3 separate regions of the Homo sapiens genome follow, and regions 2 and 3 are each linked to region 1. Evidence: chromatin loops called from intact Hi-C (ENCODE). Cell type or tissue: heart right ventricle. All regions are shown on one strand.

What was found. Peaks named below come from ENCODE experiments on the same cell type or tissue, not always from the same donor. Only the 100,000 strongest peaks of a DNase experiment are listed, where the experiment ranks them.
Region 2: a loop joins it to region 1, with 3.0 times the contacts of the local background. A loop is called at or near these places in 26 of 110 quality-filtered maps.
Region 3: a loop joins it to region 1, with 6 times the contacts of the local background. A loop is called at or near these places in 4 of 110 quality-filtered maps.

Annotation. Positions count from the first base shown.
Region 1 is chr5:42,886,069-42,894,068 of GRCh38, reverse strand. It overlaps the pseudogene PPIAP77. Among named protein-coding and RNA genes, the nearest start is that of SELENOP, 78 kb to the right of the region's middle. RefSeq lists an enhancer at 6,017-7,216. In heart right ventricle, a CTCF peak has its summit at 4,553 (motif pointing right); a DNase peak (open chromatin) is centred at 4,558.
Region 2 is chr5:42,586,515-42,594,514 of GRCh38, reverse strand. The region is part of intron 2 of GHR (growth hormone receptor); the gene reads right to left. Among named protein-coding and RNA genes, the nearest start is that of CCDC152, 170 kb to the left of the region's middle. In heart right ventricle, no CTCF peak of the experiment used is centred here; DNase peaks (open chromatin) are centred at 3,324 and 7,734; H3K4me3 peaks cover 1,615 bases; H3K27ac peaks cover 3,685 bases.
Region 3 is chr5:41,921,681-41,929,680 of GRCh38, reverse strand. It overlaps FBXO4 (F-box protein 4), which reads right to left and starts at 4,400. Exons shown (of 7, transcript NM_012176.3): 1 at 4,183-4,400; 2 at 2,433-2,668. The coding sequence starts at 4,371. RefSeq lists silencers at 240-534, 3,963-4,142. In heart right ventricle, a CTCF peak has its summit at 4,452 (motif pointing right); DNase peaks (open chromatin) are centred at 3,900 and 4,490; H3K4me3 peaks cover 2,057 bases; H3K27ac peaks cover 2,366 bases.

The DNA.
Region 1 (8,000 bases):
TGGCATTGGCAGGAGTGGCGGCTCAGCACAGGGAAGTTATCCAGTGCCCAGGCCCAGGCTTGCTCTCGATTCAGGTCCCATGGCATGTGGGGCTCTGGACCTGCCTGCCTCCAAGACAGCTCTTCCAAGGTTGATGGATGGAACTCCATAGCCTCAGCCTCCCAAGGCCTGACCGGCTCAGTCACACAGCTAGCCTAGGAAAACAGCAAATGGCTCAGTTCTTCCCTGACTGTGGGTTTTTGTAGTATTCTGTCTTGTACAGGAAGTCGGATACCAAAATCCAATCATGTGGGGATTAACACTTATTTACCTTGCTAATTGCTTCAGGCGGTGATAGGATTATGGTGAAAATGTTATCATTCTGGAAGGCACTATTGAAACTCCTTGGATTTTTATCAGGTGAGGTGGTAAGAGCGTGGGGCAGGGGGTGAGAGAATGGGTCCAGTTATTGGGAGTTTTCCTATTTCAATAAGAAATTGTTAGTTTTCAATATTTTAATATTTTACAATTTGGTGAGATGTTATGTGTACATCTCTTATAGATATGATGTATCAAATTAAGGGAATTCACTGTTTCTAATTTGCTAAGATGATTTTTACATTAATAATATACAGGGTTGAATTAAAAAAATTTTTTGGTATCTACTGAGATTATCTTATATTTTTTCTGCTGTTAACGTGAGGAATAATATTGATTGATTTTCAAATGCCCAACCAATGTTGAGTTCCTGACAAACACTATTAGATTATAACACATTTTTAAAAAAGCACTGGATTCAGAATACTAACATGCCATTTATGATTTTGCTCTGTGATTGGGAGAGATATTGACTGATCAAAAAATTGAGGAGGGGCACTAGAGTGATGCATGAAAATGGGCTTATTAATACGTAAACTTGTCAATATTTAAAAGGTCTTTCCTGTGACTGTCCTACCCAGTCAGACTTTTCAGATACAGGGAACATGTCTCATTTGGAGCATTTCAAAAGGCAAGATTGGCCTAAGTCATTCTATTTTTGAAGGCACCCTGAAGCAAATTTTAACCCAGAATGAATTGTTGAGGATTCCTCCTGCAGGGGAAGAACACTGAGGCACATGAGGTAAGCAGAGAGGCATATTTAATGGCCTGGCTTCCCCAAGGAAACGTTACTGAAGTAGACACCCAGGTGAGATTGTTTTATTTAAAAGTGCATTTCAAGAGTGAAATGGGCTTTGCAGATGCCACCGCTGCCAGAAGCCCTGTACTATCAGCCATGGTCAACCCCACCATGTTCTTCGACACTGACATCTCTGTTGACGGTGAGCCCTTGGGCCGTGTCTCCTTTGAGCTGTTTGCAGACAAGTTTCCACAGATAGCAGAAAACTTTCGTGTTCCGAGCAGTGGAGAGAAATGATTTGGTTATAAGGGTTCCTGCTTTCACAGAATTATTCCAGGGTTTATGTATCAGGGTGGTGACTGCACACAGCATAATGGCACTGGTGGCAAGTCCATCTATGGGGAGAAATTTGATGATGAGAACTTCATACTAAAGCATACAGGTCCTGGCATCTTGTCCATGGAAAGTGCTGGACCCAACACAAATGGTTCCCAGTTTTTCATCTACACTGCCAAGACTGAGTGGTTGGATGGCAAGCATGTGCTCTTTGGCAAGGTGAAAGAAGGCAGGAATATTGTGGAGGCCATGGAGCACTTTGGATCTGGGAATGGCAAGACCAGCAAGAAGACCACCATTTCTGACTGTGGACAATTCTAATAAGTTTGACTTGTGTTTTATCTTAACCACCAGACCATTCCTTCTGTAGCTCAGGAGAGGACCTCTCCACCCCATTTGCTTGCAGTATCCTATAATCTTTGTGCTCTCGCTGCAGTTCCCTTTGGGTTCCATGTTTTCCTTGTTCCCTTCCATGCCTAGCTGGATTGCAGAGTTGTTTATGATTATGAAATAAAAACTAAATAACAAACAAAAGGGAGTGAAATGTCCAGTTCAACAACAGAAGACAAAACTGGTAAACTGAATAGAGGTGAAAAATTGAGTGACTTCTCCTTCCCAACCAGGCTGCCCCCAAAATCACCCTTTGGGTTTCCCTTCCACTCTCTTTTAATCCAAACACCACCCCCTCACTGTTACTTCCATAAATAAACATACCTCTGCCCCATAGGCCTGGGTTTAGTCTCTTCTCTAGTACTACTGTAAAAGTGAAACAGCAAAATAGCCAACAGCACTAACTGTACTTTTTTGTTTATGGGAACTTTACTCATTCTTGCATGCAGGCTAGGATAATTTCGGAGCACTGAAATAAAATGGTGAAACGCTGTCTCTACTAAAAATACAAAATAGTTGGGCATGGTGGTGCACACCTGTAATCCCAGCTATTTGGGAGGCTGAGGCAGGAGAATCACTTGAATCCAGGAGGTGGAGGTTGCAGTGAGCCAAGATCATGCCACTGTACTCCAGCCTGGGCGACAAAGTAAGACTCTGTCTCAAAAAAAAAAAAAAAAGAAAGAAAAAAACAAACAAACAAACAAAAAAATACAACAACAACAACAACAACAAAAAACTCATCCCACCATACCCACTGACCTCACTTTAAATGTATGGTCACCAGCTTCAAGTCCTCATCTTACCTTATTTGACCTCTCAGCAGCATTTGACCCAGTTGATTACTTTAACCTCCTTGACGTTTTCACTTGGTTGAAAATATGCATACCAGTTTTCTTCCACTTTTTAAAATTTGCCCTTCTCTGCTGCTTCCTCCATATAGCTGAAAATGATTGGAAACATATTAAATATGTGAAAATCCATAATGATACTACAAAATAACTCATTGTACACATGGAAAGTTTTTAGAACACAAAAGAATTATTGGGAAACTGGTAAATAAAAGAAAACATTAAATATTTATCCTGATTTTCTTGCACAACTATATTTCAGGATAAACAAATAGTTGATAAGAAAATGTCCTTCCTTTTATAAGAAGTCTATCTAATAAAGGAATGAGAAAATCATAATATCACCGTTTGTAATCCCCAATGAAGTAATGAATCTAGATAATGTCCTTCAATGGCTCCTGAAATCATCAGGTGATAATCTGATGGGGAACTTTATAATAAATGGATTGGGCTGACACTTTTAAAACCACTAAGTGGAGACAACCAGACAATAAAATGACACAATATGAGTCTCCGGCTCAATCTAAAAAGTATTATTGCCAAAAAAGCTCAGACTTCAATTTGATCTAGCTTCACTTGTAACTACCAGCCAAGAGAATTACACCCTGGGGATGTAATTAGTCAAACCTAGAGTGTCAAACTTACAACAGAATTTCTTTAACAAATACATTTTAAGGAAAAAGTGGAGGGGAGACTATTATAGATTTTTTAAAAAGAGAGAGAGAGAGATAGGCCGGGTGCATTGAATGCCTGTAATCATAACACTTTGGGAGGCTGAGGCAGGAGAATTTTTTTAAGGCTAGGAGTTTGAGACCACTCTAGGCAACAGAGCAAGTCCCTGTTTCTTTAAGAAATATATTAAAAAAAAATTAGCCAGGTGTGGTGGCGTGCCCCTGTAGTCTTAGCTACACAGGGGACTGATGCAGGAGGGTTGCTGGAACCCAGGAGTTCAAGGCTGCAGTGAACTATGATGGCACCACTACATTCCAGTTTGAGTGACAGAGCAAGACTCTGTCTAAATATATATCTATATCTATGTGTATACACATACATATGTATATATCTATAGATATAGATATGTGTGTATATATATATATAGAGAGAGAGTGTTTTAGGCAGGTTCTCTAGAAAGCAGAGGCTGAAGCTAGGATTAAGATGCCAGCGGCTCATTTGGGTTGTGCACACTCAGGTCAGTTATTGGAAAGGAGGGACGGAGGTGAGGGAAGGGAAGATACTAAGCAGTGTGATGTGATGGGTGCCATTGTGCTGCCTCTGCCTTCACAAGCCAAGAAGTCAGCAGGTGGCTACTTGGTGCAGGGCTTCTCCAGCTGGATTGTAAGGAAAAGCCATACCTTGGACGGCTTGCTGAAGAAAAAAAGAAGTCACTTATTTGCTTGGTCCTTGTTCTTCACTGGTCATATTTTACCCTTGGAGGAGCTAACTCCTGCCCTTCTGGATTGTCACATTCAGTCTCCTGACCTTTCTGGACATCAGCTCCCATACTTAGTGGGGAAATTTTCCACCCAAGACCAAAAGTAGCATTAAATCAAGAGGGAGAAAGAAAAGTTATTGAAAAGATGCATAAGTTTGCGTCTCAAAGCAGTTCACCCCCTTTCCCATGCAGATCCTCTCATATGCTACCTATATATCCAGCTCCCAAGTCACAATATGGGATTCCTTTTTATCCCTTTGGAATGAAAATGTTCTCACTCGTTTCCTGTGAGGAGAGGTTCAGGTCTAATTAATCACAGACTCTTCTTTAAGGCTGCTAATCATGATCTCCTAGAAGAGGAAGGCAAGACAGTAAAGCAAATACATCATTCCCAACCAACCTCTGTAGCTAGTCTCAAGGCAGTTAAATTGCTCCCCAATGGCGACACTAGGTGGAGCCATAGGACCAGGTGGGATTCCTTATCTTCTCAGTAAGGGTGGTGGATGCATAGCCAGAGGAAAACATGGGTTATGAGATAATTTGTATAGTAAAGCCTCAGAAAATATTTTCTTTCTTTCTTTTTTTTTTTTGTTAAAGTGTTATGTGTATGTGGGACAGGAGTAGGGGGTGCGGGAGGATGGGCTGACCATTTTTGACTCATCTTGAAACAGTTTTCTTTCCCCTGGAATTTTAGTTTATCTAGTTCTCTTTGATTCTACAGGTCTCCAAATCCCCTAAAAATATGATAGTTTTAAATTTCCAGCTTTTCCCATTCTTACAGTGAAATATTGGCTTACAGGATTTACTTCATTTTGCTTAGAAGAGTTCTCATATTAACTTGTCGGGTGCAGTGGCTCACACCTGCAATACCAGCATGTTGGGAGGCTGAGCAGGGGCAGATTGCTTGAGGCCAGGAGTTCAAGACCAGCCTGGCCAACAAGGCGAAATCCCCTCTCTACGTCGTAGTGCACACCTGTAATCCCAGCTACTCGGGAGGCGAGCCAGAGGTTGCAGTGAGCCAGGATTGCACCAATACACTCCAGCCTGGGCAACAGAGTAAGGCTCTGTCTCAAAAAAAAAAAAAAAAAAAAAAGAGTTCTTGTATTAACTTGTAACGTAGTCATATTTTCTCATTAAAACCATTACCCTAGACTGTATCATTCTTCAACTTTCCCATTTCTCCTGTATTTCATAACCATTATTATTACTATTATTTTTGCAGAGTTGTCTATATTTGCCCTTTTCTTTTTCGCTTTCCCAGTCACATTTCTACCCATTGCAGTCCGGCTTATGCCCCCACAATTCCTCAAAAGGTTCTCTTCTTCAAATCACCAACATCTCTTCCTAATCACTACATCTAATGCATACTTTCAATCATTATCTCACTTGACTTCTCAACAGCACTGAAATTACTGCACACTCTTTCCTTCCTGAAAGCTCTTCTTTCCTCTGCATCTGTGATGTCACATTCTTATGTTTTTCTTTCTATCCCACTCGCTATTCCTTGTCATTTGCTAGTCTCAGTTTCTGGGTCGAGTTCTTATATTCCAGGATTCTTCAGGATAATATCTTCAGTTCTTTTTATCCCTCACTGTTTGCAGGATAACATATCATTTTTTTCAGTAATTTTTTTGTTTGTTTTTACCCCATACATTTACTGCCATTTAATCTAGGACAGTACTATATAAAAGAACTTTGGAGGTAATAGAATTGTGGACTTAATGAGAATTGCAATCCCATAGGAGTCTTTCAAGGAGTTTCTGTCAGACTGCACCAAAGTAGTGTTTCAATCCACTGCTTATATACAGGTGGTGGCAGCTCAGTATGTGCTCAGAAGTTACATCAAATGTGCTCGGAATTACATTACGTGTGCTCAGAAGTTACAAGCAAACAAAATGTCATCAAAGTTTGGATGTGAGGGTACATCTGGTTATAGATTACAGAGGCATAATCATTAATCCCGTTGTACATTATTTTTTGTACAGAAAAAGGCAAGGACCAGAATCATTGAACTTATCTTTTCTAAAAAATGCACTGATTCAGGCAGGAGATATGGGAATCTGTGCTCTCCCCTTCTTATCGTTTTCAAGGCATTCTTTTGGAGGGCTGTGCTCAGTCACCAAGTCAGGGGCTCTGTGAAATTCTGCTGGCAAGGGATTATGTGAAATTCTGCTGGCAAGAATGAACAAACACAGCTTCTTACATTTACTATTTTGTCTCACAGAAACATTCTCTACTTGCATTGTGCAATATAGTAGTCCTTTACCACCAGGATAGTGAGCACTTGAAATGTGATACTGTGACTAGGAATTAAATTTTAAAATTTGTTTAATATTGATAAATTTACATTTAAATAGCCACATATGGCTAGGGGCTACTGTATCACACAGCCACACAGCCCACATTTAGACCTGGAGGTATTCATTGTTTTATGGAAAGATATTATATTAGAAAAATCAGAAAAAATGCTTTGTGACATTTCATGTGGGAAATCAGGACATTGAGGAAGTCATAACCAGAAGGAAGATCTGGGCTAGATATTACAGAAGAGGCTGGAGTTCCTGCAGGGAGAGGCAGGAGCATGACGAGGGAGAGAGGTCATCGAGGCTGGGGTGAGACATCTGACTTACCGTCAGGAGCCACGTCAGTGCCTCATAAAATCCAATCTCCATTCAGGTGAGCGCCACACCCTGTCTGTGCAAAGACACTATAACAACTGTCCTTTCTCTTGTGATTCTATTGACAGCAGCCAGCAACTCACCCGTGTCTATCCAGCAGCAGACACACCATTCTGTGCCCTCATATTTTGATATGTAACAATCTGACTTACCTTCATGTGGACAACATGAAACAGCATATGAAATGAATGCCGAAACTAAGCATCACTACTTAAAATATTTATACAAATTTAAAATTTTAAACACAGATTTAATTTGTTTTTATTTATTTCTCTGTTGATCTTTTTTTTTTTTCCCTCTCTCTGATATGTTGCTAATTTTCCTGTGTTCTGTTCTTCACTTTGTTAAATCCTAGGATAAACTCAGACTGGGATATGCATGGTTCCTTTCTCACGTGCCTTTTGCTACAGAGCTGTTCTGATGCTGGTCATCTGACTGTCTCTTCTACTTCCTGTTATTATCTGAAAATGGTAGTTAAAAGCTTGGCTTTCAGTAACTATTCAGACAGGTTTGAAGAACAGTCACTAGCAATCCCCAGGTGACATTTCAGTAATGGCTTCATATAGTCTGAAAATCAGAGAGAAGGTCAGTTTCTTTAAGCAGACTTGCTATCTGGGAGTTCACTTCTCTCTGGGATATACTTTCCAAGACCCTGCCTTTAACTGTTAGCCATCTTTCAGTCACCCATGCTCAATACACTCATTCACTTAGCAAATATTTATTGAGCTCATACTAAGTGCTTGGCTTAGTTCTAGATGTTGGGCATATAGAATTTAACAATGAACAATTTCCTTGTTTTCATGTAGGAGAGAGGAGAAAGAACAATAAACAAATACATATGTAATATACTGTTAGGAAAAGTACGAAGAAATGTAACATGTTAATAGGCTGGAGAGTAAGGAGATGGAGAGGGTGGTTATTTAAGATGAAGCAGTCAGGGAGGTCTCTCTGGGAAGGTGACAAGAGAGTGGACATTGGAAAGATGGGAGAGTGTGAGCCATATGAATGTCTAGGGAGAAGGGCATTCTGGACAGAGTGACAATCCAGCACAGAATGAGCTTGATCTGCTGTAGGAAAAGGAAGAAGGTCAATTTGGTCAAACTGGCAGAAGTGAGCCAGAAAATAAAAAGAGGTGAAACTGGAGAAATAGGCAAAAGCCAGTTATTTTAGACCTTATAGGACATGGTAAGGAGTTTGGGTTTCATTCAAAGTATTATGGG
Region 2 (8,000 bases), 300 kb after region 1:
TTTAATAATATATCCAATGTAGTCTTCACATTTTAAGAAAGATGCAAGGAAAGCATGAAGAAAAAAGCTCCAAGAAGTGATAGGAAGGTTTGGGATTATTTATGCCAAAACTGTTTTCCAAACTAAGGACTGCATCAACCTGTGTTGAAGTGACAGTGACCATGGAGAGTGGAGTTATTTAGATCTAAGAATCCATGTCACCTACAAGTATGTGTTGTCTAATATCTCAATAAATAAAAGCATAAAAGAAAGTATAAGATGTGAGGGCTTTTGTACTTTTATAAACAGAAGTTGATACTAAAAGGGGTCACATTTGAAAAGTTTGGGAACTGCTGGTCTAGAAGTCAAGGAGGCTAAAGTGATAGAATATACATAGATATGAGATATTTTCATGAGTACATTGCTGACAAACTGTTGACAAAATTCGTGGAGAGCCATTAAGGTAAGATATATAGAAAAATTCTCCAATGGCAAGGATTTTCAAATAGAAACAAGTCATTTGAGCACTGCAATGGATTTATTTTAATATTCTAAGGATGGCTGAGGGACAATCTTGGGTGGCAGCTAGGTGGAGGGAAGTTGGACTAGAAAAATGACCCTTCAGTCTAAGGTTGTGTTTATTGTTTTGTTCCCTTTTCATCTTTCAACTTTAAAACTCTGCTTCAGAAATCAGCATCTGATTTCCCAACCAGGAAATGTCATCACTATTCCAGAGCCTCAAGAATAGTTATTAGCATACTCAATTCAAATGAGGAAGTTAGGTTTGGATCAAATATCTGAAATCACCATCTATTTCTACTTAAGGACATTCCCCCACAAGTGAAAAATGTGTATGATCTCTCAGGGCCTCACTCCAAATTCCAGTCCTAGGCTATACATTCCAGTGCACTGCCTTCAGATGTACCCTCAACAGCACAGATGGGCCTCCTTAGGAGGTAGCTGTACCAAGATAAGGTATAGGACCCAATTAGGGAAGGAAGACAGCAGTAACAGTGCCTCATACTTCTTCAGTTGCCCACTGATCAGCACAGGGACCTTGAATATAGGCAGGACTCTATAAATGCTCACCAAATTAGGTAAATGTGTTTATTTGTACAAAAATAGTGACTTTGACATCAATATTTATATATAAGAACTTTTGAGAGACAGTTTCCATTGGCCTAATGCCCCACATCCTTAGGAAAACATAGAAAGCAAAATAAAACAAAAACAAATCTACTCATTAAACAAGCATTTATTAATTGCCTACTTTACACAAAGCACTTTGTTAGATGCAATATAGATTTATGAGATATAGTACGTGACACAAGGCATTTGCATCCAAGAAAATGATAAGGAATCACACAGCTGAAAATTTTAATGCAATATTGATTATAAGGTTTTTTAAAAAATCGATTATTGGAAACAAGTAATACTTGTATAATTAACTAGCATTTTCATAGGAATGATGTCCCTGAACAGATACTTTTCAAAAGAAGTCATACACATGGAAAATAAGCATATGAAAAAATACTCACGATCACTATTCACTAGAGAAATGCAAATCAAAACCACAATGAATACCATCTCACACCAGTCAGAATGGCTATTATTAAAAACTCAAAAAAATAACAGATGCTGGCAAGGTTGCAGAGAAAAAGGAATATTTATATTGCTTGTAGGAATGTAAATTAGTTCAGCCACTATGGAAAGCAGGATGAAGATTTCTCAAATAACTTAAAATAGAACTGCTATTTTACCCAACAATCCAAGGAATATAAACTGCTCTACCATAAAGACACACACACACGTATGTTCACTGAGGCTCTATTCACAATAACAAAGACACAGGATAAACCTAAATGCCCATTGACAGTAGACTGGATAAAGAAAATGTGATACATATACACCATGGAATACTATGCAGCCATAAAAAATGAGCTCATGTCCTGTGCAGCCACATGGATAGTGCTGGAAGCCATTATCCTGAGCAAACTAATACAGGAACAGAAAACTAAACACTGCGTGTTCTCATTTATAAGTGGGAGCTAAACACTGAGTACACATAAACACAAATAAGGGAATAATAGACACTGGCACCCACTTGGGGGTGGAGGATGGGAGGCGGGTGAGGACATAAAAACTAACCTATTGGAAACCATGTTTATTACCTGGGTGATGAAATCATGTATGCCCCAAACTCCCATGGCATCCAATTTATCTATATAACAGACCTGCACATGTACCTCTGAAACCAAAATAGAAGTTAAATTAAAAAAACATGGGAGATGTTAGGATTAAGATGGCAGATAGGGGCAGAACTAGCTTGCAAGCACCTGCTCGGCACAAAGAGCAGCATGTGAAGATTCACATCGTGAACTTTTGCTCCAAAAACTACCACAGCAACCTACTAGGAAAGCTGAGAGAATCCACAGACCCTTTGAAGGAACTGTATTGCTGCTGCAGGCTCCCTGAAACACTGAAAAACTGTTGAGTCTGCTTGCTTTCTCAGTGGGGACGCTGGTGGTCTGGGGCAAGTTCTCAGGCCTGGTCTCTGGCTGCCTGGAAATAGACTCGGTGCTGTTAGAGGGGCACAGTGGAGTGAGACCGGCCTTTGGACTGCTGGTCCTCTATTAAAATGCACATACCCCTGAGAGAGTTAGCACATTCATAATACTTCATAAGTCATATCTCAGCATTAATTAGTTTATCTGTTTCTTTCAATGGACATCAGTTTAAGACACAAACAGATGTTGAGGTGGAAGAGAAAGGTCAAAGTCTGGAGCTCTTTTGGGAGGGGCAGGAGGGTAAGGGGGCTGCAGAGGGATTCCCTGGTAGCAAGGACAGTGGACAAGTGCTGAGTCTGAGGGGCATGGGAAGGATCTGGAGACAGGGGAGGTAGACCCTCACAGAGAGAACTTTGGAGGCTTTTAGATGCTGAAAACTTTGGCAACTGCATGATATTCCCTAGATAACTCATCCGCAGATTAGTGGAACAGTCGTTGATAGATTTCCCCACCCCTGCAGGATAGTGGGAAATACCAGCTCTTCTTCCTCACCTTCCATCCCTTCCAATCGCAGCTATAAGAACTAGCTTACTTTTAATAACAGTCAAACAGTTTAAAAACCAAAGATCCTACCCACTTGTTCTGAAAGAGAAAATCAGACTGGAGAATGACAGAACAAGATCCACGAGAGCCAGTTGTCTCAGACAGGGTCAAAAGTTCACTTCTTGAACCTAGCTGCTGCCACTCCTTTGATGACCAAATGCGAAAAGCGTCTGCCCCATTTCTGGGCATTATCAGTGCTGTCAGCAGCCTGCACAGCTCCTACAGACAACCCTTGACAATGTCACAGCTGTTTCCTCGGCTGCCAAAACCGCTTAAACTTGCAGGGTTCCCTGTGTTCTTTTTAATCAGGGCTGGAAACTAAAGCTAACGAAAAACGATTCAGCTCAAGTGTTTTTCATTTTGATTGCAGAAGTGTACATTTGCCTAATGCAGAATGCTTCTGTACAGAGTTCCCTTTTAAAGATTGTGAGGTGGGTGGCCAACAGGGAGTTCTCTCCTGTTCATATTTTACTGTGCTGAACTGAAAAACAAGTTGCTAGGCTTGCATCAGGAAAATCAACTGTAGTCCCTGAAACAATTGCACAGCTGGATAAAGAAATCCAATAGAGAAAGCAAGTGGTCATTTCACTTCTGTACACCTTGTTCCAGCCTCACCAGTTCTAGGGACACAACCATGTTTCTGAGCCTGAAGATCCATTCAAAGTCACCTGTTAGAATGTCAACAAGCATGTATGAGTAACACTGCTTAATATCAAGATGATCTCTTTTTAAGGCTGCTCTACAGTCACATTTCTCACAGCAGAGTTTAAGTGGCAAAAACTGGATAACTGGTTGTAATAGAACACTTTTTAACATCCTCCAGTTAGTGTGCAATCTGAGTATGTGGCAAAACTGAATGATCTGTGGTTGCTTTTAAGGGGATAGTGGCTTTTGAATATTGAATGGTGTTTCCATTTTCTTGATTCCCATCTCTCTCATGCTGCCAACACAGCAGTCTTCCCCACAATAAATGCCAATAAGCAATGGAAGGAAGAAAATAAAAGAAATCACATTGAGTAGCTGAGTAGAAAACACTAGTTTAAAAAAATTTCCCCAGCAGAGACATTTCTCCTTCCCTCCTGATTTTAATCCTTAAATCTCTAAATGGTTATATGTAAACTGTCCTGAAATCTTTATTATTATTATTATTTTGAAACACTACATTTGAAAGTAGAAGTTGTCTCTAGCTTAATACTTTGACCAACTGCTTAGTGTGTGTTCAGAACACAAAAGCATATTCATATATGTACTTGCCCAGCTATAATTGAGAGTAAAGAGCAATTACTTCTCACTTATTCTCACCTTCACATTTTATATGTTCCTCATTCTTTTCAGTGAAGCTAGGATGATGCCAGGCACACAACATGCTCCCAATAAGCATTTATGGAGGAATGAATGAAATACCTAGCTAATGTTGCCTTTCTCCACTCCAACTTCCCAATGACTTACTGTAGACTCCTAGGGTCCCAGAGCCATTTACCAGTGTTTTCACCTCCATATGGCCCTCTTTGGCTGTGAATTTCTCACCGCCATCTCTGTCTACCTGAACTTAATGGTCTTTATTTCACTGGCTCTTTCCATGTAATGGTAACCCATCTGATGATTTGCTACATCAAGGTTGTAATTTTAAGATGTGTTACTTATTCCAAGCATAATAACTTGATGGAAAGAAATCATCTCCACATTAAGCATCATGCATGGAAACCTGTCAATCCTCTTATATGTTGCACAAATGACCTTTTAAATATTCACAATGCACTAAAAGAAAAAGGTCAACTTAACACTGAAAAAAATAACACAACTACTTATATATATTCCATAGACTATTTTTTCAAGATGACACAATAATCAATAGTTCAGAGTTTTTCCACTTAAAAGATAAAGTTATAAGCTGAGGTAAATTTTGTCTGATCTCACAAAACTCTAAAATACTATGAAGACAACAAAAAAGATTATTCCACTCAGAGAAGAAAGGAAGGTAAAAAGAAACTCTTACAGAATTTTCTTCTTCTTGGGCAAAGACTGGAGACTATTGAGGGAATGTATTAATAAAACTTTAGTATAAAGCCAATAGGACAATAGGGCATATTTTCAAAGCTAACGATAAGTTCAAATGTTCAGTATCAGATTAGCTATGTCCTAGACACTGAAAGCATAAACGGAACAATAAATGGTTATTTCTTTGGATTTTTGGAAGACAGAAGGTAGGAGATACTGAATGTTTAACAGGTTAAATATGGTGAATTTTTAAAACTATACCTTTGACCTGAATCCCCATCAATATTTTAGAATGGTTAGATTATTTCTATGAGCCCAGAAAGGAAACAACAGGTCACTTGGAGTCAACATGGCTTCACTAAGAACAAATCATTATAGGAAATGTACTTCCTTTCCTTTCATGAAAGGATTATTGAAATATGGTTTAGGGCAGTGTTGTTCATCTAATGTTTTTCAATTTCGGTGAAGCAGGTGATGTAGTTTCTCATAATATGTTGTAAGTAAAATACATTACTGTGGCCCGAGTAAAGATAAATGAATTCACCAATGGTTAAACAAATGACTCAATAAGTTAATTACAGAATCCTGAAAAGCCTGGGGCATAATTTTCAAGTGTAGTTGACAAAGCTATGAATTTTGTTTTGTTATAAAGGTTTTGGTAGAAAACAAAAAAAGACATTCATATGGATTTATCAAACACATGGATGAGAGATAACTGGTAATACAGTTATGGAGGAAAAAAAGGGCAGAATTTCCAGTCAGAAAGATCTCATTAGAGTCAACCAATGGATTAAAATGAACAAAATACAATTTACTTTGGAGAAAATATAAAGCCTGAGTTTGAATTCAAAATTCTACTGCAAAACTATAGGTCACTTTTTTTTTTTTTTTTTTTTTTTTTGAGATGGAGTTTCGCTTTTGCTGCCCAGGCTGGAGTGTGGAGTGCAATGGCGCGATCTCGCTCACAGCAACCTCTGCCTCCCAGGTTCAAGCGATTCTCCTGCTTCAGTCTCCCAAGTAGCTGGGACTACAGGCGTGTGCCACCAAGCCTGGCTAATTTTTTTGTATTTTTAGTAGAGACGGGGTTTCACTGTGTTAGCCAGGATGGTCTCAATCTCCTGATCTCGTGATCTGCCCGCCTGAGCCTCCTAAAGCGCTGGGATTACAGGCATGAACCACAGCTCCCAGCCAAAAGTATAGGTTACTTCTTACCACCATCCACCACTGCCTGACCTGCAGCTGGCAAATACAATCATGGAAGCCTCTTAACATCTGCAGAATCTGCATCAGTATGATCTGACTTAAGGCATAATTTTATTTTGAAAATGAGATTCAATGCACAAAGCAAATTTTCACAATTTTAAACAATATACAATTTGACCTTGAAAATCTTAGTCTCCCTGACTCAGCCCTCTCTGGCAAAGACAGATATCTGGCCAGGAGAAAAGACAAGTTCATTCACTTATCAGAAGCTTGGCCCTCAGTCAATGGGTTACCCTTCCTGGGCGATTATAACTCACAGTAAGGGGTAGACATGTGACCCAGAGTGTGGAAGAGACAGGAGTGGAGTAGTAGCATGGGAAGACAAGGTGATGGTGGACAGGGAACACGGTTCAGCTCCGGGGAGGGCATATGGTCCCATTTCTCTAAGCTTCTTACCTTGTTTTCACTTAGTTTGTGGTCTCCCTGTGCCAGGGTAAGAGTTTGTGGGAGGAATAAGTCAAGTCTCTGTTTCTTAAAAAAACAAAAAAAAAACAAAAAAAACCCCAAATCTTTCCCCAAGTTCACATTCCGATACGAAAGAGAAGGGAGCAAAACCTTTGCCAGTAAACAGAAAGATCAGGCAGTTATATTTGTGCAGGACTCCCAGGGAAGAAGGAGGTGGAGTTTAGACTAGCGATAAGTTCATAGCTTCCAGCCTCGGGGTGGCTTTCCCTGACCCTCTGGTCTTGGGAGTTCTGGACCAAAATTTATCCTTTCTGGCTTTAACAAGGGAAAAGCAAATCAAAACCAAAAAGAGAAAGGGGAAAAGAAAACCTCCCAAGTTACCAATCTTCTGTTTACTTTATTCCTTGTCTTTTAGCCCATCTATCCCTCTGAGATGGTTGCTTTGTTTGGAGGAAAAGAAAACTATTTCAATAAGATCCCTAAGTATTTCAGTTTCTGCAGTATCCTAGCCTTATACTGTCCTCAGAAAAGCATAATGCCTTCATGGGGCTTCTTTATTGCTTTTGCTTTGTTTTTGTTCACTTGTTTGTCCTGACTGTAGACACATGTTTTTAAATTTATTTCATATAATAGAGATCCTGTTTAAAAATGCTTGCTGCCAAACTTACAAATGTCTTGATAAGAAAAAATAAGCCCAGCTGTAGTTAATTTTATTCAGTGAGTTTTTTTTTTTTTTCAGTGTGTATTACTTTTGGGTTCAGTATTAAAAATGGTGAGACTGACCTCAAATATTGAACAACTCTCAACAGCTCAATATTTTGACCCTCTATCCCCTTTCCCTTTTCATGTTATTTATAAACCATTTCTCCAACAAATTTATCTGCTATACCCAGTGCCACGTGCTCAGGCTTTTTTTAGTCCTAAATTCTGCACCTTCATTTGGCTTTGGCTGTAGTCCCAGCCCTCTGGCTCAGACGTAATTCACGGCCTGGCAAGAAGGGCCCTTTGAGGTCAGTGGGGCCTTGGTGAGGGTGGGGGAAGAGCAGAGGTCTGGAAAGACACCCAAAAGCACTGAAGTCCCGAGGCTTCACTCTGCTTTTGGATTTTGACATACATTTTGCTTTCATGCAAGTCACCTGTACAAAATTGAGCAGCTAAGAGCAACAATTAATTAAATAAGACAAGTAGGTTTTGCAGATTAAACTTCTCTCCTAAAAGCATACATGATAGTCCCTTAATCTAGAT
Region 3 (8,000 bases), 960 kb after region 1:
CAATTAGAACATTAACACAGAAAACAGCCAGTTATTCATTCAAAAATATATAATTTATTGAGTACTTGCTAGACACAATGGATACAATGATTATATAGTCCCAATCCTCCAGGAGAACAATAGACAGACACCTTTATAATATGTATGTGGAGTGCTCTGACAGGGAAAAGCACAAGGTGCCATGGGGGTGGGAGTGGCCCAGAAGCTAAGGAACTCTTCCCCCATGAAGTGGTTACTTACTTTCTAATCTTTAATTTAGATTCTCTCATGGAACATTTGAATGGTGAAATTTTACTACATAAAGGTTCTCAACCCTAGGAGGTTTATCCCTGCCCCCCTGGAACATTTGGCAATGTCTGAACAACAAGTTTATTGTCACAACTGGGGAGGGGAGAAGAAGTTAGCAGAGGCCAAGGATGCTGCTAAACATTAATCCTACAATGCATAGGGCAGGCCCCAGAACAAAGAATTATTTGGCTCAAAATGTCAATAGTGCCAAGATTGAGAAACTCAGCACTAAAGATAAGCTACACACAGATAGTTAGCACAATATCCCTACAGGTAAAAAACAAACAAACCAAAAAAATTGCTAACACTACCAATATAACCAAATTTCAAATGTCTTGGGTACTTCTATTAATAGCCTCAAATATAACAGTTTAGTAAGAGTTAAATGAGGGAGGCTCAAATGATCCTTGCAGCAAACCTAGCAAACTAAGAATGATGTAAAACAATTCCGTTTCTTGCAATAGCTATAAATCTCTAAAGTACCAATTATGCATTTTATCAAAAATTAAAAGTTGCCCAAATCAAAATAAAACCTAAAGTCCTTCAAATAAGTCAAGCTGGTTAACAAAATCACTAACCTAACAAAATCCTTTTATTAGAAACCTTGTAACTCATGAAGGGGAAAAAACAAACACAAAACAACTTTGAAGCTGGATAGACCTGACCAAGCCTCACTACTTTTAGTTATATGAGCCACTTACAGTCTGAATTTCAGTTTCTTCATCTGTATTATTTGAGCAACAGAAATAACTCAGGGTTGGCCGGGCGCAGTGGCTCACGCCTGTAATCCCAGCACTTTGGGAGGCCAAGGTGGGTGGATCACGAGGTCAGGAGATCAAGACCATCCTGGGTAACACGGTGAAACCCCGTCTCTACTAAAAATACAAAAAATTAGCCAGGCGTGGTGGCGGGTGCCTCTAGTCCCAGCTACTCGGGAGGATAAGGCAGGAGAATGGCGTGAACCCAGGAGGCGGAGCTTGCAGTGAGCCGAGATCGCTCCACTGCACTCCAGCCTGGGCGACAGAGCAAGACTCCGTCTCAAAAAAAAAAAAAAGAAAAGAAAGAAATAACTCAGGGTTGTAAAAATGATAAGTACTTTATATGACCATAAATGGTAGTTACTATTATTACTATTCCCTGGGCAAAATCTAATTCCACAGCCTCATATACACTTGATGCAATGGTTAGCTATTGTACAGGTATTGCCTAGCAAGTGAGATACAGCAGCACTTGCTGAGATTATCTATAACAGACAACACACCTTTGAATCAAATAGTCTCACAACACTTGACATAATGGCATCTGTATTAGAATAAGGAAAGGCTCTGAATAACTCAAAATTTGAAAAAAAAATTCTGTATTTTGCTACTGAGTCAAGCACAACAATTTTTAAAGAATAAATATTTTGAAATTTTTAAAATAATGCGTTAAATTTGAGTTTCTCAGAAAAACAAGCTATATCCAGATATATAATGTCATTATATATCTTTGAGGTAGCATAATGGGGTTCCAGTCTGAATAGTCCCTTACAAGCTATATGACTTTAGGCAAATCACATAACCTCCATGAACCTTAATTCCACATCTGGGATACAAAGATAACACCTTCTTGTTGCATGAGGATTAAATGAGTAAAACATACATAAAGCATCCCTCGTAGAATCCAGTACACTGCAGTTGCTCAGTAACATTAATTATCTCACCTACGCAATATTAAAAAATGTCAGTGCTTTTCGGTGCTAATATAATCTTATTTCTCAGAGCCTTTAGAATGGTTTTCTTCTTCCCTGCCAAACAACAGGGGTCTCTGATCATCCTTTTTCTGAATACGGAAAAGTATTTACTTATTTAACAAAATGACAATTGTTCTAAAGATCATGAGACTTTTAAGAAGTCTTTTACTTCTTGCCATCTATACTACTTATAATTATTCAAATACTGGTTAGGCACCACAGGGAAATAATAAAATATTAAAGCTGAAAGGGTCCTATGAAGGAAGTCATTTAACTCCCAGTTTTGACGAGAACAATTAGACCCCAAATCCACGCAACAAATCAGTAGCAGGGTCAGGATTAACTTGGATATTGACTAGTAATACAGGAAAATTTAATAGCTTCTTTTTAATTCATAAAACTAGATACTTACACTGCCATGTAGTCAAAAAATGCACCATCAGTGACCTCAGATATAGGCTTTTTTAAGATTTCTAGATCTGGAAGAGACTTCCAGTCAACAGAAGACCAAGAAGGAAGATCCCTCAACAAAAAGTATCTCCACAGAATTGGATCTCTTACAGTTTCATTCCAATAATGATTTGTACTTCCCAACTGACACAGATCATGAGGTGAAAGAAAGGACAAAATATATAGCTGTACATCAATCTGAAACAGAAGAAAGCAGCAGGTAGGAAAAAGGAATGAAGAAAATAGTTTTTGGGTGATAAACCACATAATCAACAAATAAATAACAAAAGGTCAACTGACTAGTATTTTTAATAACTAAATCTACCATTAATAATTAAATCTATTATTTTCCTGCTATCAGCAAAGGATCATAACTGAACATTTTAGTTTCGTAGTTGTTAAACATTTAATTTCTGAAACACCTGAAACATTCCTGAAAAAGCAACCACTGTCTTGCTATTTTTCCAGCAAAATCACCAGTTCCTTTAATTTTTCCTCAGAGATATTTGGATATACCAGTTAGTTACATAAATTAGTTAAGGAAATAATTTGTCCTTCAAAATAAAACCCATATCAACCTTTATCTGATTTTATCATCAGACCAAATCAAAGAGTGTACATTTGTCTTTTTCTTTTTTGAGACACAGTCTCGCTCTGTCGCCCAGGCTGGAGTGCAGTGGCAAGATCTCGGCTCACTGCAAGCTCCGTCTCCCAGGTTCACGCCATGCTCCTGCCTCAGCCTCCCAAGTAGCTGGGACTACAGGCGCCTGCCACCAAGCCCGGCTAATTTTTTATATTTTTAGTAGAGACGGGGTTTCACCGTGTTAGCCAGGATGGTCTTGATCTCCTGACCTCGTGATCCGCCCACCTGGGTCTCCCAAAGTGCTGGGATTACAGGCGTGAGCCACCGCGCCCGGCCGTAAATTTGTCATCTTAGTTCCTCTACAGAATCTATTAAAATGTTATGAAAAACCTCTGCAAGGAGAAACTTGGAGGCATTCTAAACCTGCAGCTTTCACGTTGATATACACATTGGAGAGAGGTGTCAATAGTCCAAATGAGACAAAGAATTGTAATAATTTTCAATAATTTTTGTTCTCTTCATTTACCTATCTACCCCAAAGTTTAACAATAAGTTATGTGTGTCATTCTCGTGGCCTTGATGTAACTTGAGGCACTTGTAACTTAAGTCATTTATTTTCAACTGAGGGGCCGTTTTGTTTCTTCAAATACACAATAACAGCCACAGGCACAATGTCCTCTTGAGAGGGTAAAAACCTTGGCCCTCCAAGTGTTTTGGTACAGTGATCCGGAATCAAAGACGCTGGGAACAGGGACGCTGGAATGCTTTCCCAAGCTAATCAGCAAGTTGGGAACTGTCTCATTTCCGTAACCGGACATTCAGGGTGTCCTAGTCACATGTGCCTGTTTTGGCGGGTGGAAAACCTGAGGGCGATCGGGAGGGTCCCCAGGGGCCCCATGAAGGTGCTTCCCTGAGATGTTCGGGCCCCCTGCGGAGCACCAGGGTCCACGCCAAGACGCTTCTGATCAACTGTAGCTTCTCGGTGACTACACTGCCAGGAATGGCTGCATGGACGGAGCCAGACCCAGGCCGGGGCGCGAGAGTTCCCCAGGCCCCGGGGGGCTCCAGGGGAGGTCCCTCCGGCCCGGGCCGGCCCCACTGTCCTCCGCGGCCTGCGGCCGACGCTCACCGGCAGCCGCGTCAGGGTGCTGGCCGCCTCATCCACCTCCTCCCGTGAGGTCGTACGCGCCACCCTCTCCTTGCTCACTGACTGCCAGAAGGTCTTCCAGCCGCTGAGGATGGCCGCCTCCAGGCGGCCCCAGTCGCTGAAGGGCGGCGGCGGCGAGTTTGTTCCGCTGCGCGGCTCGCTTCCCGCCATGGCTTGCCCGCAGCGTGGGTGACGCGTCTTAGAGCCACGCTAGCGCGTCAGCCTCCTGCGCAGCTCCGCGCCAGCCGAGGGCGCCCTCGGGCGTTCCGCCTCCCGCTTCTCCCGCGAGTCCGCCTCCAGGGCAGGGTTAGGCCCAGGGGCAAGGGCGGGTACTGGGAGGAAGCCCACTGTGCGTGGCTGTGAGCCGAGTACGAAGCTCCTGTCAACAATTAACTTCCCCAGTAACTTGTGGCCTCAACCTCAGCCACGCCAACCGCAGAGCCCCTGTACAACCTCTGGCCCGCTGACTTCCTGGCTTCATTCAAGATGTTCTCTCCGGGATCATTTCCACTATGCCTGGTCCTAGGCGACTCCGCTTGTTCGATAGACCTCTGCCACTGTCTTGGGCTTAATAACCACTTGCTTCCTTTTCAGCACTACCATACTACGTATGGGGTGTTTTTTGTGTGTGTTATTTCCTCAATCACCAAGTTACCATTTATTTTCTTGAGTATCAGCAAAAACAGACTAGAGAGGCAGTCAGCGGGCCAATTACAAAGAACCTTTTGCCAAAATGAGAAGTCTGGACCCACTATGCAAAAATATAAGCACATTTAAAATTTGCAAGGGCGGCAAAAAACGGCTAGAAGAACCCAGATGTGGTGGTGTTGAAATCCCACTAGTGAGTTTTTTAATTCTCAAACCAGATGCCCATTCTACTTACTTTGGGCTTACTTTAAAAGTGCTTTAAGAGAACGTATTACAAGTTAATCTGTTACATAGAACTGGGTATGTATACATTCAAAAAGTAAATCTCTGAGGATCTAAATGTCAACAGAATCCAAGAAAGCCTGATAACTAAGGTTCTGCAAGGCTCTGTAACATACAAGTTTAAGTTTCATTACATTTTATTATTTGCATGTTGTTGGTAGGGGCCAATAACCAATAAAATTGCAGCCTCGTTTTTGGGAGGCAATCTGGACAAGGACCACGGATTAACCATATGGCATTTCTCATCACTTTCTAGGACACGATTTACTTTGAGAGCAAAAAACGAACTAGAGCAAGAAAAAAAATCAGTTCAAGTATAAAGTATTAAAATGATATCTGTTAAATGAATGAGAAAAACTTTATTACGGAAAATTTTGAACATTTATAAAAGGAGAGTGAATAATATGCTCCTGTGTGCCCAGTATCCAAGATTCCATTACCAACACCTGGTTAATCTTGTGCTGTTGCTATACTCACCTAATACTACACCCCCAATTCTGGATCCTTTTGAAACAAATCCCAGACCTATCATCTGTAAATATCTCAGTATCCGTCCCTAAAAAAAACAGATTTTAAGAAACAGACCACTGTACCTAAGCAATTTTAATTCATTAAAATCACCAAATACCGAGTCAGTGTTTAACTTCCCCATCTGCTTTGAAAATAATTTTTCACATTTGATTTGTTTGAATCATAGCCCAACAAGGGTCACACATTACGGATACTCTTAAAGCTTAAGTTTCATTGTATAGCTCCCCCTCCTTTATTTTCCCTTGATATTTGTTAAAGAAAGCAGGTTGGTCTTTCTGGACCACTCTGGACTTTCTTTTTTCTATATTCTTCTTCTTCTTTTTTTTTTTTTTTTGTTAGTAGAGATGGAGTTTCACCATGTTTTCCAGGCTGGTCTCGACCTCCCAGGCTCAAGTGATCCTCCTGCTGTGGCCTTCCAAAGTGCTAGGATTACAAGTGTGACCCACTGAACACGGCCTGCACACTATTAATGGCATCTCAATAGTGTCTTTAACACATTCGTAAATGGTATTATATACTGAGACTGAAAGCTACAAGTCATTCTCATTTTCTAATGTTCGGAGTGATCAGTGGTTTCACTGGGCTGATCCATTCAAATTTCCTGTAAGTTTTTCACCTCAAAGATAGAGCATTTATCAATGAATATTATTTGCTTACAAGTTATAAAATGTTAGTATTCTAGTTCTATAATTCCTTTTATTAGCTGAATTAAAGAAAAATTTTCCGTCAGTCATTTGATTGTCCTGCTCAAGCCAGAATTAGCTATATTTCCAGAAAACTCTGGCTCATTTTGACGGGAATGGTATTTGAACATGGTTTCCAGGCCTTTCTAGTGTCTTTTATATAGAGAAAACATAACTTCGTGTTATTTCCCATTCAAATTTAGGATTACAGATTGTTTTTACTCTTTGATTTTGTATGTATCTTTTCTCATACACTAAAAATCCTCATTTCTAATTATATTAACATAGTTATGATTAACAATTTAATTACTGAAGAGTTTAAGATTTCTTCACATTTCTTTTTGCCCTTGGATATATCCCATTAAGAATGGACATACAAATTACTATGCTTTAAAGATAACTGAAACATACCTGTGTATTCAAGCCATCAACTTGATATGCAATGCAGGTCGTCTGTTTCATTTTGCTTTGGACTTGTAGGGCTTTTCTTAACTTTGCTTAAATCTCGTTTTAGAATAACATATGTACCAAAGTCAAATGTTGAAAATTCAAGATATATTCTGAGAAATCTAGCTTCCATCCTGGTCCTTTCCATCTGGTTCCTCTCCTCCTGCCTCCACCATAAGTAACCATTTTTTAAAGTTTTGGTTATGGGTCCATTGTTTCTTTTTTTTAACTACACACACACACGCACTTTTATATTCCCTTTCTTAAATATGATACATACACACACACACACACACACATATATATATATACCTTCTCCATTTTGTTTTTACTTAATAAGACCACTCTGTAGCGTTAAACAGAAATATACCTCATGGATTTTTACAGGTACATACTACTCAATCATGTGGCTATACAAGGATTTAGAATAACCTATTTTTAAGTATAGTATTTAAATTTAAATAACCAGTATTTCATTGAATGCTTCTGACTTGTGAGTTAAGAATTAGACCAAAAGGTATCAGAAGCCAAGGCAATCAGGCTGATTAAAAAATCCAGTTTTAAATAGGATATGTATAACATATTTAGATGACTAGTACATCTCAATACAGTGGGTTTTATATATATTTTGAGGGAGGGCTGAAAATGTTTTGAAAATTAATTGGATGTTTTCTTCCAGTCATATCCACAAAAAACATTTGAGATGCCTATCCAAGTCCTGATTTCTTCTCTGAAGTCTGCTTCCCACCTAGAAAGACCGGCATGACTTGAACTAAGGAAAAGGCAGTGCTTTCCTGGCCAACAAGTTTGTCATTCAATTGTCTGGCTAATGAGTCAGCATGCTAAATGAGGTATGCCTATATACAGAACTAGACATTAAGGGAAACAGTCTAGAAATAGCTAATTCTCTTGTGCTCTTATATACTACACACTGAACTAAAGCACTCTGAATATTAACTTATTTATCTTCAATATCCTTGAGGTAGGTACTATTACTGCCTTAAAAATAAGATAAGGCAGCACAGGAAGATTAAATAACTTAAAGAGAGTCACACAGTTAGTATTATAAATGGCAGGGCTATGATTAAACTCAGGCCTTCTGGCTCCAGAGCTCAGAATCCTAACCACTATATTACCCCATCTTTAAAAGTTATTAGGACCAGAAGAAATAACATTCAGAAGTTAAAATAGTAAACTGAGATGATAAAA